2 separate regions of the Homo sapiens genome follow, and region 1 is linked to region 2. The links are chromatin loops, found by intact Hi-C in ENCODE. Cell type or tissue: PC-9. All regions are shown on one strand.

What was found. Hi-C counts contacts between places; a loop is a spot of excess contacts. Peaks named below come from ENCODE experiments on the same cell type or tissue, not always from the same donor. Only the 100,000 strongest peaks of a DNase experiment are listed, where the experiment ranks them.
Region 1: a loop joins it to region 2, with 8 times the contacts of the local background. A loop is called at or near these places in 1 of 110 quality-filtered maps.

What each region holds. Positions count from the first base shown.
Region 1 is chr7:108,495,076-108,500,075 of GRCh38, forward strand. PNPLA8 (patatin like domain 8, phospholipase A2) reads right to left here. Exons shown (of 11, transcript NM_001256007.3): 6 at 2,408-2,502; 7 at 1,509-1,680. Among named protein-coding and RNA genes, the nearest start is that of PNPLA8, 29 kb to the right of the region's middle. In PC-9, CTCF peaks have their summits at 2,238 (motif pointing left) and 2,440; no DNase peak of the experiment used is centred here.
Region 2 is chr7:108,243,647-108,248,646 of GRCh38, forward strand. All of the region lies in intron 3 of NRCAM (neuronal cell adhesion molecule), which reads right to left. Among named protein-coding and RNA genes, the nearest start is that of LAMB4, 120 kb to the left of the region's middle. RefSeq lists an enhancer at 2,236-3,435. In PC-9, no CTCF peak of the experiment used is centred here; a DNase peak (open chromatin) is centred at 2,785; H3K4me3 peaks cover 627 bases; H3K27ac peaks cover 3,820 bases.

The sequences.
Region 1 (5,000 bases), 250 kb after region 2:
TCATGAAATAGAAATACAAATTGATGTTGGCAGATGAATAAGCTAAAACCACTGTATTGAAGAACAAATTCAGCCATGTATGTATCAAGATTCTTAAAACATGCATATCCTCTGGCCCACAATTTTACTTCTAGAAATTTACTTTACTTAAAGATATAGCCAGAGATTTAAGTAAAGATGTTTATCTAAATTTTATTTTGAACTGCAAGAGTATCTGAAGTATCCTTTTCTAAGAGAGGATTTGTTAAATAAAAAACAGTATATCCATAAAATGGTGAAGAACCATTAATATATGTTTCAAAAAATATTAACTGACATAGGAAATAATCTGTGCATTATCTGAATTTTGTAAAGAGAATGGATACACACACACTCACAACTACACACATATACACTTGTCTATCTGTAAGAAATTACACAAAAAACACATCACCATGTTAATAGTGCTTTTGTTCTTAGTGGGATTATAAATTATTTTTATTGTTTTCTCGATATATTTTCTATTTCCTATATAATAATTATTTTAAGAAGACATCAACATTGGACCCAATAAATATGCTTCTTATATAGTGACCTACTAATATATTCTGAAATGTGAGAAGAAATTTAAAGTTTTCTATGACAGCATTGTTCATAATCCCAAAAAATTAGGAACATAAATGTCGTAAATGTCCATAAAAATCCTAAATGGAAATGATTAAGAAAGTGTAACATCCCACTCTGGAGTACAGTGTAGTCTTTAAAAATATGTCAGGAGATTTTAAGAACGTTTGAAAAAAGGAGAAGGATACGAATTTACAACTACAATCTAATATCAGCTATACAAAATGTATAAGGTCTAATAAACTAGAAGGAGATATATTAAAGTCTACAGCTCTGAATAACAGGATTGTGGATGATTTTATGCTTATATTTTATGATTATATATACTTTGGGAGGCAGGCCAATCACTTGAGGTTAGGAGCCTGAGCAACATGGTGAAATCTTCTCTCTACTAAAAACAGAAAAAATTAGCTGGGCATGGTGGTGCACACGTGTGGTCCCAGCTACTTGGGAGGCTGACGTGGGAGGATCACTTGAGCCTGGGAAGTTGAGGCTGCAGTGAGCCAAGATAGCACCACTGTACTCTACCCTGGGCAACGGGAGTGAGAGCGTGTGTCGAAAAACAAATAAAAATAAAAATAATTGAATATTTTAGAATGACTTGAGACACATTTAATATGTTAAGTAAAAACAACAGGATGCAAGTATCTCATATTTTTAAAAAAGGCAATTGCAACTTTTACATGCAAATCTCACACACACAAACCCCCCAAAACAATTACTAAACTATGATTCACCAAAATACTAACAGTGGTTATCTCTAATTAGTCAAATAATTTAATATTCTTGATATTTTTCAAATTATAATATGCAAGAATATAATTTAATATTGACATTTTTCAAATTATAATATGCACATACTACCTATATAATCAGAAGATTTAAAAAGAGTAATTGTAACTTACTTAAGAATGTTTTCCCATGTTTGACTGTCATAAAATGCATGGCTCCAACTCATTTTTACTGTTCCAACAATGACATTTTGTGAAAATACATCTGATCCTAATTTTCGATAAAGTTCCTCACATTCATCCAAGGGCATATGAAACAACCCCAACATGAAAGCTAATATGGCACCTGGAAAAAAGAATCCTTAGCTTTTATCAGTGTTAAGTTATAGCCCTTATGATGTAAGATTTCCTGAATCATAGTTTTGGCTTAAATTTTAGCGTTGATACTTTCTAGCTATGTCACCTGGGACAAATGACTTTCCTTCTCAGAGCCCCATTTGTTTCAGGGGTAAAATGGGAGTAATAAGAACAACCAAAATTCATGTGTCTTACTGGGTTAACAAATGTAAAGGGATTTACCAGGTCTCAAAAAGGATTAAATAAATGCTACCCCCAATAATGATAATAATAATAATTTAAAAATATTTACAAATGTGTTGTTTTACATTAAATTATATATAAGATACTATGGTAGATAATTCACGTTCTTTCTAACATCAATGAATTACTTAGTTTTAGTCACAGAATATGGTATATTTGACAACTCACCAAATCACTAAGCAATTCTCCTTCAAGTTAGTCCTAGGAACCAATGTAATTAAACATATTAGGTACTCTTGGATGTCCTTTTAAACAGCTGATTCCATATCTAGCTATAATAGGTAGGACACACTGCCACCTAGTGTGCCTAACTGGCATAACCATGAACAAAAGACAAAAAAGGAAGTACAAAATTTTGGGGTATGGAGAGAGGGCTGAAGAAGGCAAAGGACTATGATCTTAAACATAAGTGCTTAATGTTCTTTTCCTTAATGTACTGCCAGAATGCACCACTTCCATATAATAATAATTACCTGTGCTTACACCACAAATGTAATCAAAGAGCTGATGAACTGGCTTCTGAGTAAGTTCAACTAATTTTCGTAGGGTCTGGAGAGCAACCACGCCCCTACAGAAAAGATTAAAGACAAAATGACAATTCCTGTTTAAAGAAAAAATAATTTAAGCTGTTGAATAAAACAATCTAATAATTGCTTTTAGAGTTTATATGCTAACATGAAAATTAATAATATAAATCAAAATCAGTAAAAATTGCCTGTCCAAATTTTTAGTATTACTTTTGAAAATCTAATATCTAAATGATAAAAAAACCTACACTAAGGCAGCACATTTTAAAATTTATATTAGTATCTCTCTCTTGTTTTTTCACTGAACCCATCCTTCTGCAGAACAGTATCTCTTTAAGAATAAATCTGGCCAGGCAGTGGCTCATTCTTGTAATCCCAGCGCTTTGGGAGGTTGAGGTAAGAGGATCACTTGAGGCCAGGAGTTCAAGACCAGCTGAACAATATAGCGAGATCCCATTTCTACAGAAAAAAAAAAAAAAAGTAAAAAGAAGAAGAAATCCACTCAAATACACTTCTTAAGAATGCCAAAAACCAACAAACAACTAAATAAGAATACAAAGATATGCCAATATAAAATTGAAAAAAAAAACAAAAAACAAAAAAAAAAACAAAAAAAACTGGAAAACACTTAAAAACTCACTCACTGGTTTTGGAATGCCATACCTTGGTTTCCTCTCTTACTAACATAGTTGGTCACCTATGACTCTATACATTTTTGTCTTACATATTTCACCAGATTTTTTTTTTTGAGATGGAGTCTCACTCTGTTGCCCAGGCTGGAGTGCAGTGGCTCACTGGGCTCACTGCAACCTCCGCCTCCTGGGTTCATGCCATTCTCCTGCCTCAGCCTCCCGAGTAGCTGGGACTACAGGAGCCTGCCACCATGCCTGGCTAATTTTTTTTTTTTTTTGTATTTTTAGTAGAGACAGGGTTTCACCATGTTAGCCAGGATGGTCTCGATCTCCTGACCTCATGATCCACCCGCCTCAGCCTCCCAAAGTGCTAAGATTACAGGTGTGAGCCACTGCACCCGGCCACCAGTCAGATTTTTAAGCTCCCTTTTCTTTATTCATTTTTAAAAACTCTCAATAACTTCAGGTTAACCCTCTATATTAATGGTATATTAATTAATGTTGCTGACTTTGCTCATTTCTGAATCCTTGCCAACAGCAGTTAATAGCTTCATGAAGGAATGCGAAACGATGAAAAAGCTTAGGAGATATAGACCAATTGAGGGTGTATGTACCATGTAAACTGTCATGTGTGTATCATGACAATTTTTAACAGTGGGAGAATAAAAAAACGATGAAAAGCTCTATTCCCAACACAAGGTAGGGGGTAGGTAAGTCCTGGAACACAAAGGTAGTTAGGCATCAAAAAATTTTGAGTGTCAAATTGTGCTTGATAATGTTAACAAGAAGTAACTAGAAAATTATGTAAGATTAAAGTAGAAAACCAAAGATGCTGATTTTTTAAATACAACAAATAATGTGCATTTGAGGAGAGTTAAGATATCTTATGAAAGAGGTACATTATTAATTCAAGACAAGACATGATGAATTAAATGTAATGCTGGATAAAATATATTTAACAATGTGACCTCTATTATCACAAAAAGGAAATAAAATAGGCACGTATATGTTCACACAGAAAAAGATTAGAAGAAAATAAATCAAAATACTAAAATAATCTTAAGAGTTGTGAGCTATGGTTTTGGGGTTTTTTTCTCTCTCAGGTTTTTCTAACTACTCGTATAATTGGGAAACTTAACTATTTAAAAATGTTGTACTCATAAATTCCGAATGAATTTAAATACGTATATATCTGCCAAGTTGCCACAGCTGTCTGTGTCTACCACTGTAGGTTCTCTTATAACAAAGAAGTCAAAGACAGGGTTTTTTATTTTTTCTCTCAATCCCTCATACATTACTGCTTTCCGCACAAACCTCCCATCTGGGCTGCTTTCCCATATTCCCCTAAACCAAGTTTTCTCAACAGCAGAACCGCTGACATTCTGGGTTGGATAATCTTTGTTTTGCGGGGCTGTCCTGTGCACTGTATGATGTTTAGTCACAACTGTCCTCTTCAAACTAGATGCAAGTGGCAGTGCTCTAGTTGTGACAACTAAAAATGTCTCCAGACACTGCCAAATGTCCTTTAGGGAGCAAAATCACCTCCAGTGGAGAATTACTAACCTAAACCTAACTTCATCCTAACCCACCCCTAGATTTTCCCAAATTACCTCACACTGATTTCCTCCCTATATGACTAATACAACTCTTATTCTACAAGATAAACTATTTATTGGATACAAACTTCTTTTTCATCATGCTTGTCTGACCTTAGACATGTGAATGTTCTTCAATTTTCTTCCTTCCTTCCTATCTCTACATAAATATAACTTCTTTAAAAAGAAGTCTTGGTCCTGAGCATTCTTTAAAATAGTACTCTTCCTCTCTATCCCTTTACTTTGCTTTATTTTTCTTCATAGCACCCAGAATAACATATTTTTGTTTTTCTATTTGTTGTCTTTTCCTTC
Region 2 (5,000 bases):
CCAGATATTTTAAAGCAGGATTGAATGAGATAAATGGTAGATTCGTCTTCTGAAAAATAGATCACCCTATTTAAAATCACACATATTGCTAAAAGGACTGAGAGTAATGATAAAGAGCAAAGCCTTTTCATATCTCATTTAATTTAACTCCATTCAAAGCAACTTTTCGTATGTTACCTATAGAACCTGTGAAACAGAAGGGGGAAAAATTCCCTTCTTTGATAAACTTTTCATCATTGAAAAGAAATGCAATTCAAGGTTCCCTTATTTCTTTTGCCTCAAATTCATATTAAATCACAGAGCAAATATTCCCCTGCATTACTTACTATGTATTTCAAAAGAAAACCCTACAGTTTTGACAAAGGATTCACATCAAGCCTGAGAGAAACAGCTCTCCTGTTGCTTACTTAAGAAGTCTTGTCTTTAGAAGGAAAATAAAACCTTTCTTTTTCTCTCAAATGAAGGAGGAAATTATTTTAATGAAAAAAATCAGCTCTCTACCAGAATTTGAAGGCCACGCATTACTCGCCATTTCATTCTCCTCTATTTGGGCTTTTCAGCATCCCAACATGGGTGGGTTCCATGCTGGTTGAACACATAACATGATCTACACTCTCCAAGCAGATAAACAAATATGCTGATGTGACTAGATGCCCTTTGACACACTAACTATTGCTCTGATGCCTCATCAGTGGCTCGCCTCAGTGACTGGATAACTAAGTGGGTAGGACATCATCTTGACTGTGAAAGACATTTTTCAGCAGTCAACTTGGGGATGGTCACTTTTTATATTTTAAATATTTATCTTAAGGAAGAAGTACACAAATGCACATCTCTAGCCATGCTGTGCTTTTCAATCACAGATTTTAAGTCTGAGACTGTGGAGGAAAGGTTAGAGAGAAATGGACAATGACGACTAATAATTAACACATCAACAGAGTCAATTACATCTACACCACTACACAATCATTAATGCACCTCAGAAAAAAGTAGTCCGGGATAATAGGACTATAGAGATGATAATGATCAAACAAGACAAACTGTGAGAAGCTTTAAGGACCACGTTTCTAATTTCCTCCTAGTCCAAAGGAATCTTCCACAGTAGAGGCTCTACCAGGAATGTAGTAACTAGAACCTGGACTAGTACCTAAGGAATGGTGAACAATAAACAGGTGGTTTTTACCCCAATAACAGATAATGGAACAACATCCTGATAATAGCTCAAAATCTCTACTCCTCAGAGCACTATAACTAATGATCTTATTTGATATTCATAAAAACCCCAGAAAACAGAAAAACAGGTATTTCTACCCATTTAACAGACAAGAAAATAATCCAGTCCTAATGGCTACCATTCACTGAGCCTTTTCTATGTGCCAGGCACAGCGATGAGTCTCCTCCAGGCATTAACTTATCTTCCCAACAATTCCAGAAGGTAACTTTTATTACATTTCTTAACTTACTGATAAGGAATTCAAGGTGTAGGATGGTGTCACCTGCTTAAATGTCACGTGATATGTGAAGTACCAGATCTAGAGCTCCAGTTCCGGAAGGTTCTGGAGCTTTTAGCCATCTCACACTGCCTCACCCCGAGAGGTCCCTAGCATTTCCCTCCCTCCTATATCCTCTTATTTTTTAATTAGTCAATAAGCAAACAGAATTACCAAGTTTAGTTACTGATGTTAAAAAAAGAAAACCTCTAACGGTTTCTGAATATCTATAGAAGATCTTCACAGTGTTGCCCATGGCACAACTTTAGGAGCTTCTTCACACCAGATTCTATGTGAATAGGACCCCATGGACTTCTACCACATGCGGGCCCTGGCCTTCTAAAGGAAGAACAATTTAAGACTATGTAGACAAGATGTACTTTAAAAAGTTAATTTTAAAAGTAGGCAGTGTGTGTACATGGTACAATATTCATAAAGTACAAAAGACCACAGAATGCAAAGTAAGCAACCAGCAACCCCCTTTCTCCCTTAGGAAGCAGTCATTATTACCAAGTTTTGTGAATCCTTCCAGAGAGAGTTCAGGCATAAAGAAACATAAAAATATATTAAGCAATAATTTAAGGACATTTTAGATTTAGAAAATTATTAAAAAGCTTTTGGGACACTGACATTAGATTATCAAAGATACCAAGGTCTTTTGGAGTGAAATCCAGTTATTTGCAACACACATGATCATCTGAATACAGGATTTTTCACATCTCTTTTACTTAGCACAGCAGTAACAAGAAAGAAAATAGAACAATATGAGGCAATGATGTAACTGAGAGATCTAAGACAAATGATGAAGCATAGTTAATGAAAAGCTCATGTGTGTGAGACTAATAGCAACCCTGACCAAGGATGGCACCTGTTCCACACTTTCCAGGCTTGTCCAGCCAGCTATCTGATGACAGTTGTCAGGATTGGCTTCTGGGATGAGAGAGCTGATTGGAAAAGGAAAGATGGTTGGGGAAAAAGAGGAACGAACTAGTTCTTTGCAAACGAAAGGGAATTTCCTTCTTTATCCCACCTTCCAATCCAATCACAATTCACTAAACAGAGTGGGGAGGAGACTGCTCCACTCTGAATGCCTGCCATGCTCACAGTCTTTCTTCTGCATTGACCTCATCACTCTGACCAAGGCAAAAAGAATCAGGGTGGGTGTTCAGCCTTTGTCTGAACAAAGGCAGGGAGCCATGTAGAGCCTGTGAGTTGACTTGGCTGCTTGTGAGGCACTGAAGAGTGACCAACTAAGTGGTAACAAATTCCTTTGTCATAGAGAGGGTGAATGTGAGACAGAGAGAGAGTGAGTCAGCGGTTTGGAGCAGGAACAAAAGCCAAAGGTCAAATAGAGGCAAGGCAGTAGGAGCAAGCATGAGTAAGCAAAAGATATGAGGCATCCAGTGCAGAATGAAGCCAGTGGGCAGCAGAGGATCAATAGAAACAGAAACAGAGAAGAGCTGAGTGGCCATGACATCACCAGAACACTGGATAGGTGATAACAAGCACCTACTACTCTTGCATTATAATCACCAGGCCTGTAAATCTCTTGGTACCCCAAACAATGTTCCAATTCTCTGTGAAGTTTGCCACACTAGTGACTGAGGTTGAGACATCTTCCTGTCCTTCTCCAGTCTTGTGTATTCTACAACAAAATTTCATTAATATGGCAGGTAGACTGTTGCATTGGTGGCCCCAGGAAGCACCCTTCCCAGTATCCATGCCCTTGCATAGTCAACTCTCACAATGGCTGTGGGCTTGGCCATGTCACATGCTTTGGCCAGTGGGATTTTTAGCAAGCAATATGTGAAAAGAGGTGTGATGACCATTTGCACACTGCAGCTTATCCTCTTGTAATGTTCCCTCTGGGAAGTATGAGCCATACTACTAGATGATGAGAAGCCAGTGGAAAGAGACCCTGGGAGATGAGAGACCATCCTGGACTCTCTGGCCCCAGCTGAGCTCCCAGCCAAAAATAGCTGAGCCAGTGACTTTTTAAACTACATGCAACAGAAGAACCATCCTGCCAACCCTCAGGATTATAAGAAATAATAAACTGTTGTTGTTTGAAGTCACAAAATTTAGGAATGGTTTATTATATAGCCATAGATATCTGCAATAATGAATTAAGATAAACTGAGATTGGCTCTTTCTTGCAACCAGAAACATACTAACATGCACATTTAGGAGGACTGATGATCCAAATGTGCAGGTCTCCTTACAAGGTCATGGCCGAACCTAAATTAGTAAATAGTGTGGCAATGTAGACTTCTCTTCAAAACTAATCTATCCTTTTTGGTTTTTCTAGATACTTCTCTATATATATGTTGGTGCAGCCAAAGGGCACATACTTAACTTACATTTCTCACACAAAACTTATAGTCAGAATAAATAGAAGGTGGTTAACACTGACCATTATTTTAGCATAAATTTGTTTATGCTAAATTATTTTAGCATAAATTTGTTTATGCTAAATTATTTTAGCATAATTGTAAATTATGCCTAATTTATTGTCTTAGGCATTATACTAATTTATTTCTAATGCAGAATAGCAAAGATTAAGGTAGAGAACAGGATGAGAGAGTCCAATATTGTTAGTCTATCCCTCCTACTTCCCCATCTCCGTGAATCATACTAGAACTCTGGCTGAGGTCAGCCCCAGCTTCTATTCTTCTCACTCTCCCACAAGACAGGTAATCTGGAGAAAGGGAGGAAAGAGGGGCAAGCCAAACCACAGGGATAGGCCTCTTCCTTCCTCACAAAGTCCACTTCTCAGCTGATTCCCTTCACATTAGAAAACAGAAACAAAGTTCCATTTAAAAACAAAAATGGAAAGTAGGAAACTGCTCTAAAAGTGAGGTCTGAGAAATGAAAATTTAATTCTGAATATGGGTCTTCAGAGCAACACATTCAGAAACATTTGTGGAGTCACTGAAACAAGCTCTAGCTCTATTTATCTTCCTGTAAACTGAGATTTCTACAAATAGCACTGAGAAGATGTAAGGATTGGAAACAGTTTATTAAAAACTTCAGCAAAAAAGGCCCTTCAGGATATTGATATTCTAAACATGCTATACCTTATCCACTTGTCAAGAAAGCAACACATGGCAAAATGGCAGCCATTTAATAGTAAAAAATAGCATTTTGAAATGCCAGGCAGGCTAGTCACTTTGAAAAATATTGTGTCACATTTCAAAGGTAAACCCTGCTATGCTTGCTGAATGGTATGAACCAGTTAGGGTAGGGACGCAGTGTACAGGTCAAAATCTCAATGTGTACTCCTTTCCTAATGAGTGTGAAGGGTAGTAATGCAAGGAGAAGAGAGAGCAGGAGAGAGAATTAACCTCATGGTAGAAGTCCATGGGGTACCATTCACATTCTACTCCAGTGAGAAATTAACCTAGAAGTCTCAGTGCTTAACATAATACAATTGATACTTCGCCTGTTCTATCATCCAGTGTGGGTGTGCAGGCACCTCTGCTCGAGGCTGACAGAGGTGCCACCATTTTG